Regions from separate parts of the Homo sapiens genome. Here region 1 is linked to region 2. A link is a loop called in an ENCODE intact Hi-C map of the cell type or tissue named here. Cell type or tissue: Caco-2. All regions are shown on one strand. Each heading gives the region's core, and the rest is flanking DNA. Links, peaks and the distances in the headings are about the cores only.

Region 1 (10,370 bases), core at 1,015-9,014, 160 kb before region 2:
GATGTAAGCGTAGGTGTAATTAGCACCAGAAAATCTCTGAAACAAGAGAAGCAAGAAAATTTACAGTTAAGTGAGCGTCATACATAATCAGTGTGCCTGGGAATTTAGGGGTGTGCTACAACCTTGTGTAGTCTTGGCAATTCTGAGGGCCAGTGAAGGGGAGGAATGTGACAGCTGTCTCCAAAGATTTTGAATATGCGGATGAGACAAAAGCTATTCATGCTGGCTTTGCACAGTCTATGCAATTTAGATTCTTCAATTTAGTTCAACTATTTATTGAGTCCCTGTCATGTCAAAAGCTCATATTTGGACATAGAATGATACAAATATAATAATAGTGTAGTGGGTGTTTCTGGTGCCTTTCCCAGATCTCCCTTACATGGTTGCTGTGAGTATAGGTTACTGTCAGCTCACAACTGCCCTATTCTTCGTGGAACTGTCCTTGGCCATGGGAGCTGCTTGGCCATGGAGGATACGTCCTTCTGTGCCCACAAAGGAAGGCAGCCTATAGCCAGTAACCAATGGATATGGAGGGTTTGAATGGGGGGAGGATAGAAATGGCTGGACCCATCCCAAGAGGGAACCAACCTTTTGGTGCAATTTATGCTTCAGACCTCCCTGTGGGATCAGGCTGAAGCTAGAGTTCAGCTTAGCTCCTCCCCCGACTCTGTCTTACTTCCCTAACTCCTTTCTTTCTGAGACCTCTCCTTCAGGTAAATCGCAGACACCCAAATCTCCATCTCAAATATTAACTCTAGAGAGCCCAACCTAGGATACAGTGGTATTATTTATCACATCAATTGCTAGGGGCAAGCATTGGCTAAGCCATTTGCATAAATGTCATTGGATACTTACAATAACTGTTTTCCTATTGGAATTGAGGCTCAGAGAGGTTAAGGGCCCAAAGCCCTACAGTTAGTAAAGTTGGCCTTCCAGGATAGGTCTGTGAGACTCCAGAGGACTCATTTTATCCTGCTGTCTGAGTTAAGTAAGGCACGTGATCATACCTGCTCCCTACCCACAGGAACTTACAGTTTAACAGGCAGAGAAAGCAAATGAAAAGCTATTATCAGAGAATGGAAGAAAGGTTATGGGGATCCAGGGGAGGGAGAGCTAGCATTCAGTTGGAAAACATGACTGTAGAGATTTTATCACATGCTTATACAGAGACCATGCTGATCTGTCAATTTTTTCAGCTGGACTCATGCCGGTGTCTAGTCTGGGGTATTTTATGCTTTGTGTTTGCAGAATAGTCATGCGGATGAGATTAGGAGGGTATGAGCATGCACAGTTATATAAGCTCCTCATACACCTGTTGCAGATAAAACTTCTGTGATCATGATGCCAGAGGATGCATGGGATGTGATGCCTCTAGATTCCAGAGATAATAGGAACAGGGTCTCAAATTCTTTAAGTCAGAAAGGAACATGATTCTTCTTTGCTATTGCCTTCTCTGAAATTGACTGCCTGAAAGTCATGAAACACACTGTCAATGCTCCTGTTCCTATCTTTTGGACCACTGATCTAAGATAGTAATAGTGGAGATGGAGAGAATAATGGAATGTGAGACCTATTTTTGAACTAGACCTGATAGATTTTAAAGACTTGCTCATGGGATTGAATGTGACTTGCATTAAACTCCCTCTCTATTAATTTCCAGTCCCTAGAAACTAATAGCCACTATTTTGTCTACAGTCCTCAGAGAGAACACAATGTAATCTGCATTAATCTGCAATAGTTTATTCCCCAACCAGGAAATGATCTGGGGAAAGATTACAGCCTTCTACGATGTTTCCCACACAGTGCCTTGTTCTGGAAGGTACTCACACTGAATAGAACTCTTGCTTTGGAAAAGTTAGTGCAGAATCAAACTCAAACATTTCTTCTCTCTACTCTATTGCTTTGGTTTTCCCCTGGAAATATGTGGTTTATTTTGTTTTTTGTCCCTTCGGAAAAGAAGATACACATGTATGCATCCATACAGCCCTAGCATCCTTAGAAGGACTTGAATGTTTTCTCCGAAAATCTCTTAGAGCAAAATTTTAAATATCAGAAAATAGTACTATTATCTGTGGGATTTGGTCTTTGTAGGGAAGATACATAATCTTCTTAATTATCATCTACAACATGAGTGTAATGCCCCTATGACTCCCTTCCTAGTATTGGTTTTGTTGCTGTTGTAATAAACTTACAGATTAATTTGGGGAGAATTGATGGCTTTATTATGTTGAGTCCTCCAATCCATGAACCTAGTAGGGATGTCTCCATTTATTGAGGTCTCTTTGATTTCTTTCATCAGCAATTTGTAATTTAATATACAGATCCTGTGTTTTTCACTTTTTTTTAAAAAAAGTTTGTACTTCAGTATTTTATTTTATTTCTCCATAACTTGTTGGGGTACAGTTGGTGTTTGATTACATGGGTAAGTTCTTTAGTGGTGATTTGTGAGATTTTGGTGAACCCATCACTGAGCAGTATACACTGCACCATATTTGTTATCTTTTATCCCTTGCGCCCTCCCACTCTTCCCCCGAAGTCCTCAAATCTCATTGCATCATTCTTTTTTTTTTTTTTTTTTTTTTTTTTTTTGAGACGGAGTCTCCCCCTGTCACCCAGGCTGGAGTGCAATGGCTCAATCTTTGCTCACTGCAACCTCCACCTCCCAGGTTCAAGCGATTCTCCTGCCTCAGCATCCTAAGTAACTGGGATTACAGGCACACACCACCACGCCCAGCTAATTTTTTTTGTATTTTTAGTAGAGACGGGGTTTCAGCATGTTGGTCAGGCTGGTCTCGAACTCCTGACCTCGTGATTCGCCTGCCTTGGCCTTCCGAAGTGCTGGGATTACAGGCGTGAGCCACTGCGCCTGGCCCATGGCATCATTCTTATGTCTTTGCATCCTCACAGCTTATTTCCCACATATCAGTGAGGACATACAATGTTTGGTTTTTGATTCCTGAGTTACTTCACTTAGAGTAATAGTCTCCAGTCTCATCCAGGTTATTGCAAGTGCTGTTAATTCATTCCTTTTATGGCTGGGTAGTATTCCATCATATACATATTATATATATATATATATATATATATATATATAAAAAATATATATATAAAAATATATTAAAAATATATATATACACCTAATATTGATTTTTAAAAAGCAAATACAATTATTCATTTCAAAGTGCCTGATAGAATAGTGCCTGGCTTATTCTTATAATAGAATAAGTGCGTGGCTAATTAAATGCAAGGACGTTTTATTTTTAAAAACAAATTCCTTTCTTGAAACTTGGTAAATTTTCCCTAGGCCAGATTATTGCTAAGTCAATCAATTTTACATTGTTGTATGTGGCATTTTCTGCTTTTTCTCATAGTAGAAAAGAAGTTCTTCCAGCATTGCCTTGCTCTGACTTTCTTAAATGCTCTTAATGTTTGTTGCAAGGATGGAGGATTACACTGTGCTCACCCTACCTGAGCAAATGTCTTCTTTGAACTGTGTCTAGGGACTGGGTAATCCACCAAAATGATGGAAGCAAAAGGTTGCCGATCACATTGCAGATCTGCTTTGTGGAGGGAAGTAGAGCAGCTTTTAAAAAATGTTTCTGCTTAGGGACTCAGAGCCAGCTTTTCTCCCTTGGACTTGAAGGGCCTCATCATTTTATTTTCCCCCCCAAATTATAAGAATCTGCAATAAATCTCCATCTAGAATCTGGTGTTGGATTTTTTTCTCTCCTATGTTCTAGATAATAAAAATGTTACAGTTTATTCAAACTGTTCATGTGGAGACAATAGTTTCAGCTACAAGTATGGGGAGCTTTGTGAGGAATAAATCCTATGTTTTCTAGAAAATTGTCATAGGAAAAAAGAAAAAATAACCTTTTAAAGGGGTTTTAAGAGGAATTATCTTTCCGAAAATTCCTCCCTGTCACTTATATGTGCTCGAGGTTAGTATGAATTGAGTCCTAACATATTGGAATTCAAAGGAACCCTGGAGATTTCATACCCTCCTTATTCACTTTATAGCAAGAGTAAAAGGGAATCAGAACTAAATCTCAAATTAGGACTCGATCGCAGGGCACCTGGCTTCTAACATGGGGTGCAGTCCCTACCGCCCCAGCTTGAGAGATTAAAAAGGGGCCTTGTGCCTGTCCTACCTCAACCTTCTCCTTTCATAGATGAGAGGGTAGGCCCATGTGAACTCAGATCTTCTGGCTCCTGGTCATGGTTCTTCTTAAATTATCAAATATATGGAATCGAAAGATCTTTCAGGAAGCAGAATATTCAAAAACAGAGTAGACAATTTGGGGTTTTATATACAGGAGTCTCCCCACCGTACTCATAATTGACCTTGAAAAAGTATGTTTGACTTGAAAAGGCCAATACTTTCTAAAAATAGCTGTAGTTTTTGTAGGATAGGTCAAAAACAGGCATGTACTCCAGCATGTGGCCAGTAGAGGGCGATCAAGTTAATACAATCTGAGCCGTGGGCTTTCAATTAATGCATGGAAGTGAATAAATAAAACAAAGAACCAAGTTAGTCTAAATGTTTTAAAACAAACCCTGTAATCAATATCTGCTAAATGGAGGAAACCAATTTTTCTTTATCTACTGTAGTCATTTACCAAGGAGTATTACAGAGTTGTAGCATAGCCTGTTACAGTTCCTTAATTAAGCCCTAGAAATCCAGGCAGCTTGCTATTCCATCATTGTCAGGGCTCTTGGTGGCCATCAGGTGGAAGACAGGCATGGAACTTGACATGTGTTTTTGTAGCACTTATAGCATTTTCATATTAACAACAACGAAAAGCTATACTCTTCCAGAGTGAAAGAACCTCTTATCAAATGTGATGGGGAGTAGCTCTTAACTCATTTCTCACACCTCCCTTTTCCTCCCTATTCAATTTTCAAGGACTCAGCAATAAACAAATCAGCGGTGGAGGATTCCACCTCCCTGGCTCACTCCACTTCCAGCATAAATCAGTTCTGCTCTTGATTAGAGCCATGGGCGGGTTGCAGCATTTGGAAACGGAATGAATGGCCCCGTGGTCAGGAAGACTTTCACGATCTTGAGTCACAGGCAAAATCAGTGTGGAGGGTGAAGGCAAGTGGAAATTCCCTAGTAATCCATTCGTTTGTGCATTTAGAAAACTTTCCTTAAACCCGTGATGCGGGCCAGCCCCTATAGCAAAATCTAAGAAATAAGCACAAGAAAGATCTTTGGCTTTACTTAGGAGCCAAGCTGGGTATTTTCTTGGACAGGAAATGTATTAAGAATACTCCAGAATTATCAACTTTTATTGAAAATTGACTATTATGTGCAATTATAACAGCTGGCATTTACTGAGCATTTACTATGTACTAGGGCTCTACTAAACACTTTTCATGCAATATTTCATTGAATCCTCATGACTTACTTCTTTTATGCTGTTTATAATCTCCTGATGCACAAAGGTGTTAAGTAGCCCAAAGTCACAGGCCTGGAGATGAGTCACTATGTCTCATATACACACACACATAAAATGCTAATCCACAATAAGGAAGGGCTCAATAAATGCTTTAGCATGTTAATAAGGTATCACTTAGTGGGACTTGCTGTATGTCATACAGTATGCTAACTTATTTCCATCTTACTTAATCCCCATGAACACTTCTGTGGAAGGTACTGTTATTATTGTCATTTTGTAGGTGAAGAAGCGGGTAAGAACCTTGCTCAAAGTAATATGGTAGTGAGTGCAAGAATAAGGATTTGAGGCCAGGTGTGGTGGCTCACGCACTTTGGGAGGCCAGGGCGGGCAGATCACGAGGTCAGGAGATTGAGACCATCCTGGCTAACACGGTGAAACCCCCTCTCTACTAAAAAATACAAAAAATTAGCCGGGTGTGGTGGCAGGCGCCTGTAGTCCCAGCTATTCGGGAAGCTGAGGCAGGACAATTGTGTGAACCCGGGAGGCGGAGCTTGCACTGAGCCGAGATTGTGCCACTGCACTCCAGCCTGGGCGACAGAGCCAAGACTCCATTTCAAAAAAAAAAAACAAAAAAACATGAGGATTTGAACCTGGGTCTGATTTCAGAGCTGGAGAGTTTAATAGGAAGCCAGTGGGTTTTGAAGCTTTAATGCATGTAGGAATCATCTGGGAGCTTGAATACAGATTCCCTGAGCCCGGGCCAGTGATTGGACCCTAATCATCTTACAAATCACCTGAGAAGCTTTTTAAAATTACCCATGTTGCCCTACCCCAGCCTAATGGAACCAGAATCCCTGGAAGCTGAGCGTCTAGACTTCAGGTGAGTCTAAAGTGCAGCTAGGCTGATCTTTCATCAGTCTGGGTGGCTCTCAGGAACCCCTTATTTTTTTGTAAGTACTCCAGCAAGAAAAGTTGCCTAAGCTCTACTGTTAATTAATCTAAGCTTTATCTAACCTACTGGGAGAAAAGAAATGGTTGTCATCCGTGCAGCAAATGATGAATCGACGGAAAGCCCTAGCAGGGCCAAGACTAGCGAGAGGCACCCAGGGCCCACAATTCAAGGAGTCAGTGCTTAGGACTTGGGAGAGGGTGAATGCCTCTTTAAGTCAGTACCCTCAGTGCTTCACTTGTTGTGCCGTGGAGTCCAGCACCTGGGAAACATTCCAGGAAGGCACCAAGAGAGGAGGAGAAGGAGGTAAGGTTGGAGATTTCAAAGAGGGTTGGATCTAGGGGTGGGAGAATGGATGCTTTGACAAAGTTCTCCCAGTAGTTATTGTTGTTTGTGCCCTCGTTTGAGAAAGACAGCTAAGAACAAGGCAGGAGGGCCAGGCACAGTGGCTCAAACCTATAATGCCAGCATTTTGGGAAGCTGAGGCAGGCGGGTTGCTTGAGCTCAGGAATTCAAGACCAGCCTGGGCAACATGACGAAAGCCAGTCTCCACAAATAAATGCAAGAATTAGCTGGGCATGGTGACGCATACCTGTAGTCCCAGCTAGCTACTCGGGAGGCTGAGGTAGGAGGGTTGGCTTGAACCCGGGAGGCCAAGGTTGCAGTGAGCAGAGATTGTGCCACTGCACTTCAGCCTAGGTGACAGAGCCAGAACCAGACACTGTCTCAGAGAAGAAAAAAAAAAAAAAGGCAGGAGGTGTGATGAGGGACCCCACCCTCCTTTGTATGGGAGCCAAAGGAGGAAGGAGCAGGTGCTGATTGCCTAACAGATGTCCTTATATTATCTTAAGTCCATTAGACTTGTGAGGCAGGTATTATTAATTTTTTAATTATCCTCATTTTATGGATCGCAAATGGAATCTCAGTAAAGTATGGTCATTGGCCCAAGGCCACAGAACTTTAGGTTCTGCAGAGCTGGGGTTTGAACCTAGATCAGTCTGGCTCCAAAGCCCGAGCTTGCTTCACTATATCAGTCTGCCCATGTGGAAACATCTAAGGTGTGAGGCAGCGCCCATGCCAGTGTGAAGTCATGTCATCCACCTAACCACCCAAGTGCTGGGGGGACTGCCTCTTGCGGTAAGGAGAAACTTGGGCTATGAACTTGAAACAAATGAGAGCCTTGGAAGAAGAAATGCGATGAACTGCACCCTTCATTTTGTGTATATGAATCACCAACAGTAGTTCCCAGCTTTGTGACTAAAGACAAACGTCAATGCCAAAATCACCCTAGTTCATCCTAGCTGCAGCATCAAACAGTCATGGCCACCTAATCCAGTAGGGAAGCTAGCAAATGTTGAGTTTCCCTAATTTAAGGGTCAGCAGTCTCGGGCACAGGCACAGACTACTGAGTTGCTCTGATTAGGAGGGAGCTTACCCAGACTCACTCTTCAGCAAGATTGACCAGCTCCCTGTGGGGGAGCAAGAATGAGATTCAGGTGACAAGCAATGGTATAAAAATGATGTGTGAACAAGTGCAAACTTGCCTCTCTGGCCTTAGAAGTCACTGTGGATTGTGCTGTGGACGACTGGGAGAGTGACTGGCAGGGAGTTGATCCTGGAGCAAGTGCCAGAGCTTGTGGTCACTGAAAAGCCTTAATTATCTAACCACAGGTGGTTCCCAAAGAAAGAAAACAATAACGCTATCCTCCTGCGCTAAATAGTGGAGAAGTCTTACTTAGGGCTGTGTACAAAAATTACCAGGGAAGATGGTTTTACAAAACACAGGTGCTGGGTATAACCCTCAGACTCTGATTCAAAAGATCTAGTGACGTTCTTTGTAGTTTCAAAATCTCCAGGTTATTCTCATGATTACCTTAGGCTGAGACAATTCTAAAAGTGTAAACCCAAGGACAACAAAAAGAAGTGAGAAGTGCGTGCACATAGCAGGAAAAAAAAAATCTAATACATGAAAGCCCTTGAGGATGTATATGCATGTCAACAGTAAGTGACTTCCGTAGAGGGTGAAGGGTACATAAGAATATATGTGGGATGACATGAATTTTGGACCTTTTGTAAGGTTTAAACACTAAGAATGAAACATCATTCTTAGTAATGAGGTTGAGGAAAATTTTATTTACATTCTTGAGAAGAATACTGTTAAAAGATAAACTGAGGCACAATAAAATTGTATAGAGTTTATTCGGGCAAACAGTGACTCATGAATCAGGCAGCAAGTGGTTCAGGGTTCCACTGAAGAAGCCCAAGAGGGAGGCTTTTATAGTGAACACAGAAGCAAGGCAAGGAAGATATCTGATTGGTTTGGGTTATGTAGTTGCCTCGTTTTGTCTGTCCTACTGGAAAGCTTCTAGTTACATAACTCTGTGTTAGATGGCAGCTTTTGATTGGTTCAGTTAAAGTTCCATGTTTCTTAATGTTGGCATTTATAAGAAATAGCTCAAGTTAAGTTCCACTTGTGGTTGCGATTCAAACAAGTTTAAGGTCACTTTCAAGGCCTATCTCTGTCTTCTCTAGAATTTTTCATGCCTGGTCTCCATTTTAGTTTATTTTAACAACATTGCATTTGCTTGAAATAATCGCTCAGCAAAGTTGTTTACTAAGGAGATGAGAAAAGGTAGAGACCTCAAGGACATGTTTGAGTAAACAAAGATGTTCCACAAACAGCCTTCTAAGGAGGCCGGCCAGAATTCTCTGGAGGAGTCTCTGTTTTCCTGAGAATCTTGGTGTTTAGGTTGGCAAGTTAAAAGCTGAGAGAGTGTTATAGGGAGTTAGAATACATGGGAAAGTAATTTGAAATTCCACAAGTGGAGGGGACAGGATTCAGGAAAGCAGAGCTGCTGGTGTCAGGGTGGCTAAGGAGGGACTTTGGAGAGCAACAATGTCTGTGGATTTTAAATTTTAGTGGAAACAATATGCACTCCAAAATATCCTTTACAATGACTCAATCACTCTTCAGTATGGAAGACCAAGGAAAAAGTGAACAGAAGAGAAAGAGAAAAAAAATGGAAGGAAAGAAAAAAGGGAGGGAGAAATTTATTAATTTAGGTGTTCATTATTTACCTTTGAATATTTCTATTTAAACCCTATGCTATATATGTTTAAGTTGATTTTATCTATACCCTAGGAATAGCTAACATTTGAAGTGCCCTTGAGAAGAATACACACCCCAGAGGGTAGCACTGAAGAGAAACTTATTAGTAGTCAACCGTTCAATGGCAGCCAAGACAAGTGATCAACTCTCCTTACCTAAATCTCTACCTAGAGACTTTGTTGGTTAACATAAGAAATATTATAATTTTTTATTGGTGAAATGGATGGTCTTCAAGACATGTGGATTGGTCAAAAGCATCACACAGGAACAGCTGCCCTTGAATAAATAAGGTATGAGGATCTAGCAAGTCCAAAAGCTGTATGCTCCTTTCTAGTGGTGGCCCTCGCTTAGGGATCCATTTAATAATTCTTATGACCTGCCACTTAACAGAGAATTTGTTTGGCTGATTTTAACTGGAATACTGGCTGAATTCTGCTGCTGACATGATGTCACATTTGCCTCAAGTAATCTTTTCATACAAGGGTCCTTTTGAAAGTGTCTTAACAGAGATGGTGCTTCGCCATCTCATATGAGAAAAAAAATTGTGTACATGCTCATGAATAAAAGGATGTATGTGTTGCAGAAATTAGTCAGATACATGTTTTCATTGCAGCATCTCACCTAGTGGCTGGGTTGGGAGAAGGGGACTTAGCTCTCACTTGCATCTCATTACTGGAGGCCATCAACATGTACCCAAAAAAATCCTGCCAGCAGGGAATGGTGGCATCAGCTTACATTATTCTCAGGGTTGTCGAGACTAGAATTCTTGGGGGAATATGTGAAGGTCTGAATTTTGCAACTACATTGACTTAGAACCAAAAAAGAGTAAGCCTTATCTGGGCAAAGGATTAGCTAATATCTGGACTGTAAGTCAGAGTAGCGAAAAATATTTAGAAGGCATCATAGACAA
Region 2 (10,370 bases), core at 1,172-9,171:
TCTCCAGAACTGTGAGACAGTAAAGTTCTGTTGTTTCACCACCCAGTGTGTGATACTTGTTATAGCAGCTTTAGCAAAGTAATACAACATTGGAGAGTCATACCACTGCTGGCAGAGGGAAATACAAACGCCATTCAAGTGAAAGAAAATTATATCTTACTTTGCACTTACCTATTCATGCAAGCTGTTCTATTCTGGTTCTAATAGAAAGTAGAGTTCCATTTTAATAATTTTGGCAGTTAATTTTCTCTTCTTCCCAAAGACTGTTTGAACATCACAATGTTTTGATTTACAGCTCAAGAAACTCAAAACCACACGAGAAAACTCTTACTCATGCCACTATATATAGCCAGAGATGAGCACAGCATTAAAAATTGTAGCCACATGCACATAGAAGTTATTGTGTGTACAGAATGTTTCCTCCTGGATACAGGATTCAGCAGTTTCTCACCACTTAGGTTCTCCCTCCCAAGGCAACCTCAGCAGGTTCCACGAGGTTGTCTTGAAGATCAGATTTTGTTCAGTATGGTAGCAACTCTTAGAGTACATCTGCAGTTATTGATTAGTACAAAGAAAGGAAACTCAGGCATGTGAAAAATAATCTGGTTTTTCCAATAGTAAAGTAATGGGCATGTTTAATAGGCATAGAGCAATTCATAAAGAATCCATCACCCAAATTTTTGCATGGAGGACAAAAAGGTATTTGTATGTGTTTGTCATTTTTTTAAAAAATCATTTTCTTTTGAGTTAGCTCTTTGCTGTAAGGGATGTTGTTACCAAAGATGATTGTTAAGTCTGATTTGGGCAACTAAGCCCTAAGAGTTATAAGATAATTAAGTAATGGAGCATCATATGCAAATTAAGTAACTGAGCCGGGGAACAGGATTTTGATGATTTTTCTCCTGTTGCAAGTAGGGACAAAGTGAGTGAGCCAAGGCTTTGCTTCCTTGGGCAGTTTTTATGGTCCTTATTGAAAGAAAAGAAGAAATGTTCTTAAAACGGAAATCAGGAGGGAGAAAGAAAATCTGTTAAAGACAACTTGAAAAGGTGAACTAATAAGGTCCTTCTCATGATTGGCTCAATATCTGTTGGAGCTTTCATTATGAGAATCTTGGAGGAGGAACCTGAGAACTTTCAGGAGAGTTTCCTGCTACATTACATTTCATGTGCTTTGAAAATAATCAGGGATATGTATTATGTAGGAATTAAGCTAGGTTAGTCCAACACTTAGTAAAACCTGGTGAAGAATAATATATATTTGTTCCTTAAGTTGGTGATTTCCAAAATGGAATGTGCAAGACAATCCATTGGGACCTAGGAGGAAAATATTATTCATCTATGTATTTGGCAGGTACCTGGGTGCCTACTAAATGCTGTGCACTATCCTAGGAGCTAAGCACATAGCAGAAAACAACAACAGGTGAAAAATCTCTGCGCTCGGCTATTTTCCATTCAAATGGGAGGAATCAGACTATCAATATAAATATATGCTATATTTATTGGTGATAAGTGCTGTATCATTCAGGGTCTTGGGAAGAAACAGATGGCATGCTCAAAGTAAATGTCTGAGGAGAGTGCACGAAAAGCTATTTATAGAAAGCTAGGCAGAGTTTAAGAGAAACTAACAAGGAATGGTGAAGTCGTCTAGGGCCTTCTAATAATAGGGAACTATCTCCTCCAGGGCAAGAAGCGGTGGCCCAAATGAAGAGGAAGCAGTGATTGGTGGTAGGAGAAGGACACCCAATAGGAGGTGTGACCTTGGGAGAGGAAAACAGCCATTTCCCATCCATAGCCCTGCAAGGGTGGTTGCTGATGGAATAAACGTCCAGGCATCTCTCTTCTCACCCTCCAGTTCCCTGCGAGTGCCTCCTATTGGCCAAACCCAAAGAGAAGCCATAATTCAGGGGAGCCCAGTTGAATGTAATCCATGCAAATCAGCCTCCCAGGGCACAGAAAAGGACAGAGAAGGGGAAAGCAGTGTCTGCAAGGTAAACAGAGGAACCCAGCACAAGTGTTCTAGAGTAAAGAGGAGACAGAGGGTCAGAGGTAACACAGGAAGTCAGAGAAGCCCTTCTGAGATTGACCTTTGAGCAGCCCTGAAGTAGGTGAGAATATGAACCAAGTGGCTAGTGGACAGAGAGGCATCCAGTGCAGGGATGGTGAGACAGGGCATGTTTAGCAAGGCTAATGATCAGTAAGAAGGTCAGTGTGACTACAACTGAATGAGAGGGTGCTGGCTGATATTCAGTGTCTTGGAGGGTACCCAATACTAATTGTTCCTAATTGTACTAATAATTAGTATAACAGCATCCATATGTAATTTATGAATAAATATTCACATGGTGGCATTGCACGCAAATTTTTTTCCCCAACAGGGATATACTATCCAAAATTTTTGCAACTACTGCCTTAGACTGAGTTGCTTTAAGACATTGTAGTTAAGTGATCTTGTATAATGGCAGGCTGCACAGGGGCCACAAAGCTCTATAGTCCAATGTCCATCTTCACAGATTAAGATTAGCCCAAGGTTCCTCTATGGAACATCACCCTTAAGGCTAACCTTCTGTAGTTCCTGCTCAACATTTGCTTCCATACATCATACTCCCCTCCTGCTTTATAAGACTCTGAGGGCCAACTGTCTTAATAAGGAGTTCTGCGTTGGCTTACACGCTAAATGAACATTCTTTGGCGTGGAATCTTGGCCACAGTGAGAGACTAACCTCCTTGCCTGTGCCTTAGAGCCTCACCCACACAGCTCTAAGTGGAAATTTTGACAAAGGAATCAAAGTGTAGAAATTTCCAACATATGTGCAGATATTCAAACACTGTCATTTTCTGACAGGTACTTATGGCTTGATTGAAGGCAGAGGCACAGAGTTAAAATTAATTCATGAATGAGTTTGAAAATAGAAGTGTAAATGAGACCACAATTAAAGTTTTTACTAATTCTTCTTCCCAGCTGTAGACTTTTCTGTGAGTTGGTTTTAGTTATATTTAGTTAAAAAGTTAAATTTTAGATGCAGTAGCATGTGTGCCTTTGAATTACACATATTATATAAATGTTTTGGGTTTCAAATTGTGACAAAGACATAAATTGCATCTTAATTGTTTGATAGTTATTGCAATCCCAACTAAATATTGGGCAGAAGAAAAATCCTGCTGCCCCAATTACTTATGCTAAAGATATTCTCAAAGTTATTTAAATAGGAATAACAAAGTATTCTCATAGAGATCATAGTATCCGTTATTTTTAACTTCTTCATAATTTTATTTATTTTTCTTATATATGAAACAAATGCTTACTAATAAAAAATCACTGCTGTTATCACTCAATATATTATGGACATCTTTCTGGACAGTAATAGTGATCTATCATGTTCTTTTTAATAGATGCAGATTAATCATACATTTTTAGCATGTAAATATACCTTCAAAAATATATAATATCAGCAATTTAGCAAACATCTGTGTAACTCTGTTACAAGTAATAAGTTATGTCAATTAGGGCCCAGTGAAGAAAATAGAAACCATGCAATTATCTCAACTGTGATAATTTCATATAAAATAATTGTTTAATTGGATATTAGAGGGCTGGAAAGGCACACACATAAAAGACCCTGGTGCACCACAAAAAAGTCATAATAAAAGGAACCAACTACCACTTCAGGGACGGCAGAATAAGGAGAAGGGACTGGGAAAAGAATTTAGAAGCTGAGCATCGGAGAGCACAGAACTGGAGACTCATAGCAGGGCTTTCTCCACCTGCTGTTGAGGACTCTGGAGCTTGGAGGAGGCCCTTGCAGAACTGGAACCCAGTCCTCTGGGGAGCGTTGCAGCTGGTTGGTGTTGGTGTGTCCAAGGGGTTATGATGAGTCTTGTTCTAGGAATATGGGAGGGTAAATCTGAAGAGTGGAACCAAGTGCCAGGGCAATGACCCATCGCTGGAATAATGCCAACCGGAACAGGAGGCAAACAGGAAGAGCTCCAGCCTTCCAGTGTCTCTCTAGATTTCCTATGGGCAGAGCCTGCAGGAATGAGCTGACAAAGCAGAAATATGGCTTATTGAGCCCCTGCCCCAGCAATACAGGCGGAGTGTAGAAAAGTGGATTGAAAATGGAGAGAACCTCACAGGGGTGGCAGTCTTGTTGCTGAGTCCCAGCAGTAAAAGAAATTTCACTGTGTCTAAACTTGAGTTGAGCTCAGTTTCCTTGGCCTCCTTTACTTGAAGTCCTAAAGGATAATTAACCTTGACAACAACTAGCAAGTTGAAGATGGATCTGTTTGTTGAATGCCAAAGCCCCCAAGAATGAATCTAGATATGTGGGTTTGGTCTATCCCCAGCTACTTTTTCTTTTTCCTTGAATTTTTTGAGCCTTGCTGATATCTCTAGGATAGGCATGTTTCATATTCTCCTAAGAGGGGAACCTCACAACTGGACATATGTTGCTCCATGTTATTCTATAGGGCTTTGCAAGCAGAAGTGTTTGATAGTGCTCAGAGAGACTGATAAATATCCTCACAGCCACCTCCTGCATCATCTCAGGATTGTCAAGGTGTGCTAAGTGCACCATGGCCCCTGCACATGGTGCTACAAGAGGGGCTTGAAAGAAAGAGCAGAAAGTTTTAGTCAGAAAGAGGTAGTGACTTAATCTATGCTACAAAGTGCTGCATTGTTAAAACTTTGCATGTGTAGTTTCACCCTAGCTCCAACAGGACCTCTGTCTCACATTAAGAATTCAGATTATAGTGTCATATTAAAGTGAAGCTAAACATCTGTCTGTTTGCTGGGAGAATAATTTCCCTGAGTATAATGTGCCTTTACAATTGAGTAGAAATATTTGCACAGCACTAATATAGTCTGCAAAGAGACCGGCAAGGTCACATCTACACTGACAAGAACATATGCTGTGTTTACAAACCTCAGGTATGTGAACCTTTGTCGGATTTTATGAGGCTCTCCCATTCACTGTAGCCATTTGGGCTGCTCCTACCGGTCTTTTACAGTACACAAATAAAGGTGACTCAAAGTCTAGACAAGGTTTTTGGCTTTTTTTTTTTTTTTTTTTTTTTGCACATGAAGATGCATTCCAAAATCAAGATGTTGCATTGTAAAAAGTGCCTGAGGGCCTCTAAAGAGCAAGGTGGATTCTACATACAGAAATACTTAAATAATTACATTATAAAGGCCAAGTAGAAAAAGGTCTGTCATTTCTGAGACAATGGAAGCATTCATCATATTTTTGTTTTTACTGTTTTTCTCTCTGCTTATCAATATTTTATTTTTCAATTTAGATACCCTAATTGTGCTGACAGAAATGTGCGAATATATGAGAGCCAGAGCAAGTAAACAAGAATAAGAGAAAGGTCCAGCTGTGTGGTGTGGTAGCATTCACTCAGAATTTATGCCCAGGATACCTTAAAAATTCACTCCTCATTCATTCATCAAACAACGTATATTTCATTATCATACTATAAGCTACAAGGATTATTAAGACGCAAAAACATGCTTTCTGCTATTGTTATAAGACATGTTACAAATGGCAGAGACATTGGATAAAACAGAATTTTAGAGGAAGAAGAAAGTATCACTTAATGTAAGGAGCATTGAGGAAAATCCTCAAAGGAAGCAATACTTGAGTCCAGCCTTGGAAAATGAGTAAGATTTGAATGAGTAGGCATGCCAGGTGAGGGACATGGTGTGATGGAGAAAGGAAAGCACCAGGACACACTGGAAATGTCAGACTCTCATCCAGCCAGAGGCCAAGATGAGGAGCCACAGAAAACAGGTCCCACGGGATGGATTGCTGCCAGACAGCAAAGGGCAGTCAAAGCCAGACTAAAGGAGGTTCAGTGCACCAGTGGCAATGAGGAGCCATTGAGTGTTCTTAATCCCCAGAGATACTACAAGCATCTGATCAGTAGATTGAAGTAGTTAAACTAAATCAAGTTAATTAACATACGTCTTACCTCACACACTTATTTTTTTGTGGTGAAAACACTTAAAATCTGTTCTTAGCACTTTCCAAGTAGACAATGCATTGTTTTTAACTGTAATTACCATGTTAATAAAATAGATTTCTGGAACTTATTCCACTTAACTGAAATTTTATATCCTTTGACTAACATCTCCCCAATTGCTCCTCTTGTCCCAGCCCTGGTAACTACCATTCTGTTCTCTGCTTCTGTGAGTTCAACTATTTTAGAATCCACGTGTAAGTGAGATAATGCAGTATTTGTTTTCGGGGCCTGGCTTAGTTAATAAGCCGCCCCCCAGGTTCATCCATGTTGTCCCAAATGACAAGATTTCCTGTGATCTTTTTAGGATGGTTTGGTCATAGCCCTCATCTGGCCTGAATTTCTTAGCTAGCACAAATTTCTATCATCATTCCCACCTTTCCTAAGTGTGTTTTTGTTTATATCTGATCGTAAGTACCAATGAGCAGTTCAGACTGTGTGACTGTGAGAGGTGTAATCTTGCATGGGGAGCAGGAGAGCTAGACTGAAAGGGAGTGAGAAATGGAAATAGCCTACCTGATAAGGGAGTCGAGGGGAAGGAGGCTTAAAAGGCAGGTGACAAGGTGTGGAAGACCAATTTAGCCCACCTCAACATTTTGCAGAAGGCTAGCTCTACTAAGTGGTTTTATTCTGATACTTTGATGACAGTCCCAAGAAATGAGATTACTAATCCCCCTGTTAAGTGGTAGAACTGACTGATGTGGGAAAAGTAGGAGCAAACTCAGCTGACATCGGCTTACCTGGCACCTTCAGAAGGCCCACATAATGCAAGAGCCTCAGCCCCCTGGAGTTTTCTGTCCCTACCCCAGAACGAGTCCGTGTTGATTTAATCTGAATTTAGCATTAGATGACAAAATCGAATGTGTGCCATCGTTTTCGGTTTTTCTTCAATGAGACAGGAAAGCCTGTGGTCTCCCAGCAAGGATATTTACCCCACCCTTGATGGAGCCCCAGTCTCCCGGAAAGCTAATACTCTGAGCTCCAGGACCTCAGACCTCATGACACATAAAATGCCGTCTCTAAAACATCAATTGGCAGCTGAGCCCTCATTTGTTTCTTCCTCTGCAATTTTTCTTGAGATTGGAATGGATTCATCAGCCAATTAGGATGAAAACCAGCCAATTAACTAAATCCCTATTAGCTTCTCTTGTCCAAGGGCAGGGATGAAAAGGAGGAATTCTTGCTTGATATAGAGAAGTCTCCCAGGTCTTCTTTCTGACAACTGCTAAGTGTGACTGCCCTTTCTCTCCTTTCCTACAAGGGGAGGGTGTACCACCTGCATGTTATTCCTGGGTCTACCCGGATCATCCCAGTTGACCCAGAAATTCGGAAAGTGGGTGCAGAGAAGTAGAGTCTCTTTATCATTTCCTTGCTAATGAAAAGAGATGTGATAAGAAAATTAATCAGTTTAACAGAATATAATTCTCTGTAGTGTTAAAATCTGGCCCAAATAAGCAGTCTTATTTTTCAAATGTTTTAACTCTGAAAGTACTACCTCCTCATTGTAAATAGCTTGGAATATACATGTATGTTAATATTCACCTGTAATTTCACTATCCAGAGATAACATCTATCCACATTTTGGTTATTTTTTTGTCCCTCCAGTGCACATTGTTTTATATATTTGAGACTATATATAAAAATTTGCTGTATTGTTAAAATTTATGTTAATGATGGCACCAATATTCTTTATGTGAGTATACCTAATTTACTAAACCGTTCCCCTATTATTGTTGCACATTTAGATTGTTTTCAGTGTTTCATTATGATAAATTATGTTCTTGTTAATGTCTTTGTGCACAAATCATTTTTGGTTTTTAAATGCAGCTTATTGTTTCTTACGTGATGATAAGTTGCAGACTCTCTTCCCATAAGGTGAGGGTAGCCTGCAGAGGTAGGCCATTGAGGGGCAGGGTCTGGTTGCTGGCAGTGCCTGTTGGAGGCCACATACCGGTTAAAACTTCATGGCCCCATGTCTGATAAACATATTCTTAATTCCAGAAACAGGATAGTCCTGGTATATTCACTGATTTGGACCTTAGGCCTGACTGGTGATCATTAAAATAGCACAGGATGGTGAATAAGCCATTATGACCGTTCATTTTAAAATGTGGGAATTGGGAAATCCCCTTTCTATAACAGAACTATTCATGTCTGCCATCTAAGACATTCTTTTTCTTTCTTGGGATTAGAACACTTGGTAACCTCTATCCAAAGGTTGTTTGGTGGACGAAGAATTAGAACAAAAGGTGGAGAAAATTGAGAGCAATGGTGGGTCCCAGTGAAATTTTACTAACCCCACCAGGAGATACTGTTCTGTAACTCTCTCAAGGGGCAGGGCAGGAGGCAACATTTGAATGTTTGTTTCTCTGTTCCATACTTTCTTATTGACCCTTTAGTCGATGTGTTTTTCCCTTTAGGCCTGTCATTGTTAAGGTCATGTTGCTGACCTTGTAAAGCTGAGAAAAACCTGCTTTCTTCCAATAAATGTTAATTTCATCAGCTGGTTTCTCCTATTATCATGACCTATGGACAATTGCATGGGAAGTAGCTGGGCTGCTTGTTAAATAATGCAAATCTCTGGATCCCGCCATAGACTTATTTAATCAGAGTCTCTGGTTTGAGTCCCAGATCATGCTTGCAACAAGCACTCCATGCATAGGAAAGTAAGGAAGGATGCTCCAGGCAGTGCAGCCACTGCAGGCAAAGGCTTGTTGGTGGAACTGCCAGGAGCCCCGAAAGGCTGGGCATACATTTGGGTACAAGGTGTTGAGGAGTGCCAGAAATTCACTAAATCTATTTTCCTGCTAGAGTCATTTTGAATACAAGAGATTTTCTTTAAAAACCCTTTAGAGATATTTACTTTTGGTCAGTCACCTTTTATAGGCCCAGGCCCTGTAATTAGGTCTTGTGCCATATCAGAGTTCCTGATCTTGAAGAACTTGCATCTATTTAGGAAATGCATTTTTAAGACAATGAACAATATAGCCATGCATAATTAAGTAGGAATCCTCTAGCACCTAACCAGCTTCTCTAGAAATCCAGAGTGATGATTTCAATAGTAAAGGATGACTTAATGGAGGGATTAGTATTTAAATTAGGGGTGCTAAGAGGTATAGAATTTGACTATGGGGTGTAGAAAGTGGAAAGAATAATTAAAGCAAAAGCACAAAAGTAAGCATGAGCATATTGTGTTATTGGGGGTATTGAAATGAAGTAGAATAATTCTCCACTCATTCTACAAATTATATTGTAAGATCATAGTATGACAAGGACGGGAGAGAAAATGGTATGCAAAGCAGACACTTGGTCCTGCCCTCTCTCATGCATCCATCCATGCATCCATCCACCCACTCAATAAGTAGTTGTTGAGTATCTACATTGTGTCAAGTATTGGAATGGAAACTGGCAACATGGTGGTAGCATCAAATCAGAACTCCAGGGCTGCAAGGGAACACAGGTCTAGAGTAACATCATCCTTACATTGCTGTGCACTAAATTCTGTTGTGGACCATGGACCTAGCCCAATTTTTAGTCCTGGTTCTTCCTTGTCTGCCAAGCTCTCATGTCATTTGTAAAAGGGAACTTTAGTAAGATACTGTAGTAAAAACTAAGGCACCTGGCAGTGGGAACCTGCATTAGGCTACTAGTAGCTAGGTTCAATATTCAAAGCATTCAAAGCTATCACCCAGATTTGATCATGGTAAGATTTGGGAGATGACAGATATATATATATATATAATGCCTGCAAGATTTCCTTCCTGGCTAATAGGAAGTGTAATTATACAAAAGTCTAACAGGAAAGTTAAGAGGACAAGTGAAATGTGTTGGTCAAGACACTATATCATAGAAGCAAAATCTAGCACCTCGATAAAAAATACATTGCACATTTATTGGACAATGAATCCTAGTGCAAAATCATTAAAACACCAACGGATTATATATGTGGTTTCGTTCCATCTTTGGTGACCAGTTGTGTTGTGTTTGGGTTCCAAGACTCAGTGGCAGCATGAAGATTATTTCTCCTGATGTCTCATGAAGATAACTAAGCCCTGTTATTTGTGTAAATAATAAAGAAAATACCCTACATACACATAAACCTCAAGACAGACTGGAACAGCTGGAGGTTTCTATAGAATTACACAAATGTGAAGACAATGAGAAATTGCAAAAACTGAGGTATCCACTGCTGCAATGGGCTGTAAGGCTAAGTTCAACTGATCTCCATATACAGTTATTAATATGTGGTAGGGTTTGCAATTCTACTGTACCCTTCATTATTCACCTACTTTTGCCATGTGTGTAAGGGTATAATTTTGCATGTACGTACAGAGAGAGTGAGTGTTAAAGGGATA

Evidence for each region. Hi-C counts contacts between places; a loop is a spot of excess contacts. Peaks named below come from ENCODE experiments on the same cell type or tissue, not always from the same donor. Only the 100,000 strongest peaks of a DNase experiment are listed, where the experiment ranks them.
Region 1: a loop joins it to region 2, with 2.6 times the contacts of the local background. A loop is called at or near these places in 2 of 110 quality-filtered maps.

The regions. Positions count from the first base shown.
Region 1 is chr17:52,100,919-52,111,288 of GRCh38, reverse strand. The region is part of intron 1 of CA10 (carbonic anhydrase 10); the gene reads left to right. Among named protein-coding and RNA genes, the nearest start is that of CA10, 53 kb to the left of the region's middle. In Caco-2, for the core only: a CTCF peak has its summit at 4,427 (motif pointing right); no DNase peak of the experiment used is centred there.
Region 2 is chr17:51,941,925-51,952,294 of GRCh38, reverse strand. All of the region lies in intron 2 of CA10 (carbonic anhydrase 10), which reads left to right. Among named protein-coding and RNA genes, the nearest start is that of CA10, 210 kb to the left of the region's middle. In Caco-2, for the core only: no CTCF peak of the experiment used is centred there; a DNase peak (open chromatin) is centred at 4,944.